Regions from separate parts of the Homo sapiens genome. Here region 1 is linked to region 2. Evidence: read pairs that join two places in POLR2A ChIA-PET (ENCODE). Cell type or tissue: MCF 10A. All regions are shown on one strand. Each heading gives the region's core, and the rest is flanking DNA. Links, peaks and the distances in the headings are about the cores only.

Region 1 (2,918 bases), core at 188-2,687, 130 kb before region 2:
TAATACCTTAATAACCCTGATGAAGAAAAGAGAGAATTGAGCAACTCTTAGGCCAACAGGGTTTATTTAATCAATTACAAATTGCAGTTTATCAAATATATCAAGCCTAGTCATTTGAAAAATGTTGTGCTTGGTAAATCTTATTTTCGGATATTATACTAAAATATTACAGCACATACTTATTTAAAACAAGAACTCTCATTGTGGTATTTACCTTCCATTCTAAAACCATATAAAGGTAATATAGATTGCCTTATGACATAACTTTGAACCTTTTTTTAATGGAAGAATATGAATGAAAATAATTTGACAGCAAAAGAAACTATCCACAGAGTGAACAGACAACCTATGGAATGGGGGAAAATTTTTGCAATCTATCCATCTGACAAAGGTCTAATATTTAGCATCTACAAGGAACTTAAACAAATTTACAAAAAAAAAATTAAAAAGTGGGCAAAGGACTTGAAAAGACACTTCTCAAAAGAAGACATACATGTGGCCAAAAAGCTTGTGAAAAAAAGCTCAACATCACTGATCATTAGAGAAATGCAAATCAAACCCACAATGAGATACCATCTCACACCAGTCAGAATGGCTATTATTAAAAAGTCAAAAAGCAACAGATGCTGGCGAGGTTGTGTAGAAAAAGGAATGCTCTTACACTGTTGGTAGGAGTATAAATTAGTTCAACCATTGTTGAAGACAGTATGGTTATTCCTCAAAGACCTAGAGGCAGACACACCATTTGACCCAGCAATCCCATTACTGGGTATATACCCAAAGGAATATGTTATACTATTATAAATATACGTCTGCATGGATGTTCATTGCAGCACTGTTCACAATAGCAAAGGCATGGAATCAACCTAAATGCCCATCACTGATAGACTGGATAAAGAAAATGTGGTACATATACTCCATGGAATAGTATGCAGCCATAAAAAAGAATGAGATCATGTCTTTTGCAGGGACATGGGTGGAGCTGGAGGCCATTATCCTCAGCAAACTAATGCAGGAAGAGAAAACCAAATAGCACGTGCTCTCACCTAGAAGTGGAAGCTGAATGATGAGAACACATGGACAGGGGGAGGGGAACAACACACACTGGGGCCTCTTGGAGGGTGGGGGGTGGGAGGAAGGAAAACATCAGGAAGAATAGCTAATGGAGGCTGGGCTTAATACTCAAAGGGTCACTAATATATACTATAGAGCATATTTATGTGTATCCTTTTTAAATTTGTTAAACTATGAGGTATGAAATAATATTTAGAAAACATTAATGAAATACTGCATTAGAAAAAGGTATTTAATTTTTTTTTTCATTTTAAACATTTCGGAGTATCATTTGGAGAGTTATGGAGAATGCTGATTTTGATTATTATGATGCCAAATACTGAGAATATCTTACATGTATCTTCTGAGCAGAGCTTCTGTTCCACAAAGTTAAATCCATGCTTAATATAATTTTTGCCAAGTAAATTTTAGTTGATTGCACCTCAGTTGTTGATTAGTAACCCATCGGCAGTAGAAAGATGGCAGTGTTTTTTCCAGGCTGTTTGTTCCTCTAAGTATCTAGACGAGGCCGAGTCAGCCTTATGGGTCTAAAGCTGCCAATTTTCCTGTGGTTTCTTTATTTCTTTATCCCTTTATCCAGCTGCTACTTACTGCTATTGCCACATTTGCCCTCTGGCTCATGGGATAGCATGCTTAGCTTCCCCTGAGGCTACTGTTAATGCTTCCTTTTTACTCTGCTGGCTGGAAATGTACTTGGCATCCTTAGTCTTAAACCTCTCCTCCCTCTTTTTTCCACAGACACCAGGCACTTAAGTAGCACTTTCAGCCTGCACCAGTTATCAGTAGTAGCTTTCAACCCCTCATTTCTGGTCTGGTAACTCAGCACACTGTCCCAAGAGAGCTTGACTAAGCCAATTTGCCCCCTCTTCCCTTCTTCCTCTGTCTGTTCATCTTTCTTTTTTCTTTTTCCTACCCATCCATTTCCTTGACTCTCCTTTTATTTTTCTCTTACTCTCTTTAATCTCCCAAATGATTTTTTTCTGCTTTTAGTATAGCAGATGCCCCAGAATTAGGCAGATACTTGTAATAGAAAATAAAACAATAGTAAATTTTAAAATTAAACATTTGCTCAAGATTGGATCAACTAAAAAACGAGTTTATTTTTTATGACTGGTCTATTCGCCCCTTTATGGCTATAATGCAGATTTTTTGTATTAAAAGTGTATAGGTTTGTGTTTTTGTTTTTTTTGTGCTTTTACATAAAGAGTTGTGAAGATCGTTTTTATGCAGGCCTGCTCATTCAAGATGATCTGTGATGTGGGAAAAAAGTAAAATCTTTTTCTAGCTAATGTTTTACAAGGAAAAGAAAAGCTACTTTTATTTTTATTTATTTATTTTTTTACATACAATGATTCGAATACACAGTTTGAGTTATTTTTCAAACTAACTTTCTCTGAATATGCTATAAATGTTGGCTGTTCATTTTTCAAGTAATGGTTTGTAAACAACTTTTAGGCATTCTTAGCTAACTAATATTTATGACCAATAGTTTAGGACATAAAGATTATACCTATGAATTGGGGGATCAAGAACAGTAACAGTGCTCTGCAGGCCTCGATCATTAACTGCCAACAAAATCTACAGGACAATTCCAAATGTCTGCAAAAGAAAAACATGAAAAATTCATACTGATAATTATAGATCAGAATCATTTAAAGCCCTTATCTCCTTCCTCCTCTCATTTCCCTAATCTTAATTCTTTCCTCTGAAAAAAAAAAAAGAAATTAAAGTTTGTATTTTATAAATCCAACAAATTGTGAATTCTTTTTCTCTAGCCTTATTTAACCAAAATATATATTGTTTTACTCTACCTCCACAATTAGGTCTGTATTTTAAAGATACAA
Region 2 (2,918 bases), core at 119-2,618:
TCTCCTGGTCTCTGCAACTGGGGCGAGCCCCCCGGGGTACATGGGAGGCCGTCCTGCATGCACCCTGCTCTGTCCTTTCTTACGCATGCTAAGGACAAGTCCAAGAAAATGGGAACTGTAATCCCACACCTCAGCCCTGCCTGAAACCAAGGCCTCACCCATTAAATTATCTTCTCTTATCCCAAAGGCTGGCTGAGATTACACTTACTGATACAAACTCATCTTTGGAAATGCAGCTGGAGAAAGAACAAAAGCCTTCACGAAGGCACCATCTTAAGCTGCTCTTTCCGAAAAGCCACTTTTCACCTAAGTGGGAAACAGCATCGGTAGGAGAACTATGGGACTCCTCCCGTGCTCTCACCAGCTGTTGGTCTGGAAAGGCAGGCAGTGTGGTAAGCTGAGAAGTTTGAAAATAAAGTTTTCCAGGGGCCTGCTTGGCTGGCTGGAAAGGATGTGAGTAGGTACAAAAGACCCACACCAGTAAGCAGCTGAGAGCCGGACGGCGGCATCAGAAACTGAGACAAGCATGCAGGCGTGAGAGGGGCTGAGGATGGGGCGCGCTGGTCGGACGCAGCGTGGTGAATACCAGGATTCTGCTTCAGGCTCTCCCACTGTCTCAGCGGGGTAAAGAAGGAAACTCTGAGGTGCCTCTCAAACTGTCAAATCAAACTGTCAAACAAAATGCAGATAACACCATCAACTTTACTTTTTTTTCACCTTTATGGACCAATTTCTAGCCCATCATTTTCTCACTGAAGTCTCAGGCCCCAGCTCTGGGGATGAGAACACTAGGGTGACAGCAGATGGGAAGGTCCTGTCTGTAAGTTATCTGATGATTCAACCTCCAGACGGTTGACACTATTTCCACTATCATTTGTATCTGCAGAAAACCAGGTTGGCCCCACAGTCTCAGTTATGAGGACCTATGAGTACCAGGGAGAGTCATTTTGAGGTTATTTTTAATGTAAAAACACTTAAAACTGTTCCGAAGACAGGACACACAGTGACGTGAGGAGGATGAGGAGGATGAGGAGGATGAGGAGGACGAGGAGGATGAGGAGGACGAGGAGGACAATACAGCAGCATCGCAAGTTCCCCCACACAACCATGCCCCAGACCAGGTCCTGCGCCAGGGGAGGATCAGCAGCAGGCCTTCCCCTCCCACTTTTTGGGACAGCCCAAAAGTCACAGGCTGGTGTTTTGGCCATCGAGAATGGGTGCCACCAGAGGCAAGACTGATTGAATTTCCCTGTAGGTACTGAATGGGATCATGACATCAGCAGTTCCTCTGAGCTAACAGCCTGCAGAGTTGTGTAGGTAACATGGGGTTAGAGGGGACACCCTGCCAACATGCGCAAAATGACAACTGAACACACATAAACATACAACATTTACAATCACCATCAGAGCTGCAAACAATAACGGGTTGTTTGTTCACACAAACACCCTGTCAGAGCCCAGGGGTTTGTCTTTTGAGTCCTGAACTCCTCATCAGCAAATGGAAAATGGTATTTGTAAACCACACGACATAGGTTCTGTCTGAGGGGGTCTAAGCGTCATTATCTAGGACAGAGCCTGTAGAACAGCTAATCATTCCAGAATGTCAGCTGAGAGCCAGCCATAAAGAGGCCGGGCACAGGCCTATGGCCACTGATTCCTATCTGGGCCCCTGAGTCAAAAAGTGACCCCAGCAATGACTCCCTTCACAGTCTCCGAGCAAACTCTCCTAAGCCCTGGGCACAGGGCGGTTAAAGGTTCTTCCTCTCAGAAGACTTAACATGGTTATTAAATTTTGATCCTAACCAATCTCTCTTCTTAAGGTTTTTTCATGACACGTTGAGTATGCCAATTTTTAATGTTTTATTTTTCTAAATTTTCCAAGAAGCTGCCTTACAACGCAGTGCACAGCAAGACTGTGTACCACTGAGCCCATCCATCAATGCTAGCTCTCGCAAGGGAATCGCTGGAAACATTCTCATGCTGTTGGCTCAATCAAGATGGTTCTTTTCAAAGTGTCTAAGCTGTAATTCTTTGACAACTCTGACTTTCTCAGGCTTTCAGCAAAACACTGCTAAAATTCAAGGGAAACCACAACTCAAAAGGCCTTCTCACTGCTTTGGCACAGAGCGCCCCCAAAGTCCTGCAAGCCATCAAAAGACTCAGCTTGCAAACCCAGGCTCTGTCTGGAGAGGGAGAGAGGGAGAGAGGGAGAGCACACTTTCTGGCAGGGGAGCAGCTGGGGAGTTGCAAGGACACACAGAGGGTGGCCACATAAACGCAGCCGGGGGACAGAAGAGAATGACGGCCCAGTGGGTGCTGAGAACCTGGTGGACGCTCAATCCATATAACAGAGTGCTGCATGCTCGTGGGGTGTGTGGGGTGTGTGGGGAATGTGGGGTGTGTTCGGGTGTGGGGTGTGTGGGGGTGTTGGGGGTGTGTGGGGGTACCTGGTGTATGCTCAATGCATATAACAGAGTGCTGCACGCTCGTGGGGGCGGGGGGTGTGGGGTGTGTGGAGGTATGTGGGGTGTGTTCGGGTGTGGGGTGTGTAGGCTGTGTGGGCTATGTGGGGGTGTGGGGTGTGTGGGTGTGTATGTGGGGGGTGGGGGTGTGGGGGGTGTGGGGGGTGTGGGTGTGGGGTATGTGGGGGTTATGTGGGGTGTGTTGGGGTGTGGGGTGTGTAGAGTGGGGGGTGTAGGGGATGTGTGGTGCGGGGGATGTGGGTTGTGTGGGGGTGTGGGGGGTGTGAGGTGTGTGGGGATGTGTGGTGTGGAGGGTGTGCGGGATGTGTGGTGTGGGGGATGGGAGTGTGTGGGGGTATGTGGGGGTGTGTGGTGTGGGGGGTGTGAGGGAATGTGTGGTGTGGGGGGTGTGGGGGATGTGTGGGGTGTGGGGGATGTGTGGGGGTGTGGGGGATG

What was found. ChIA-PET counts read pairs that join two places held together with the same protein. Peaks named below come from ENCODE experiments on the same cell type or tissue, not always from the same donor. Only the 100,000 strongest peaks of a DNase experiment are listed, where the experiment ranks them.
Region 1: POLR2A ChIA-PET joins it to region 2 with 6 read pairs; 2 of 35 experiments call an interaction of 5 or more read pairs at or near these places.

The regions. Positions count from the first base shown.
Region 1 is chr4:150,384,630-150,387,547 of GRCh38, reverse strand. All of the region lies in intron 47 of LRBA (LPS responsive beige-like anchor protein), which reads left to right. Among named protein-coding and RNA genes, the nearest start is that of LRBA-AS1, 190 kb to the left of the region's middle. In MCF 10A, for the core only: no CTCF peak of the experiment used is centred there; a DNase peak (open chromatin) is centred at 1,707.
Region 2 is chr4:150,251,225-150,254,142 of GRCh38, reverse strand. The region is part of intron 15 of DCLK2 (doublecortin like kinase 2); the gene reads right to left. Among named protein-coding and RNA genes, the nearest start is that of DCLK2, 170 kb to the right of the region's middle. In MCF 10A, for the core only: no CTCF peak of the experiment used is centred there; no DNase peak of the experiment used is centred there.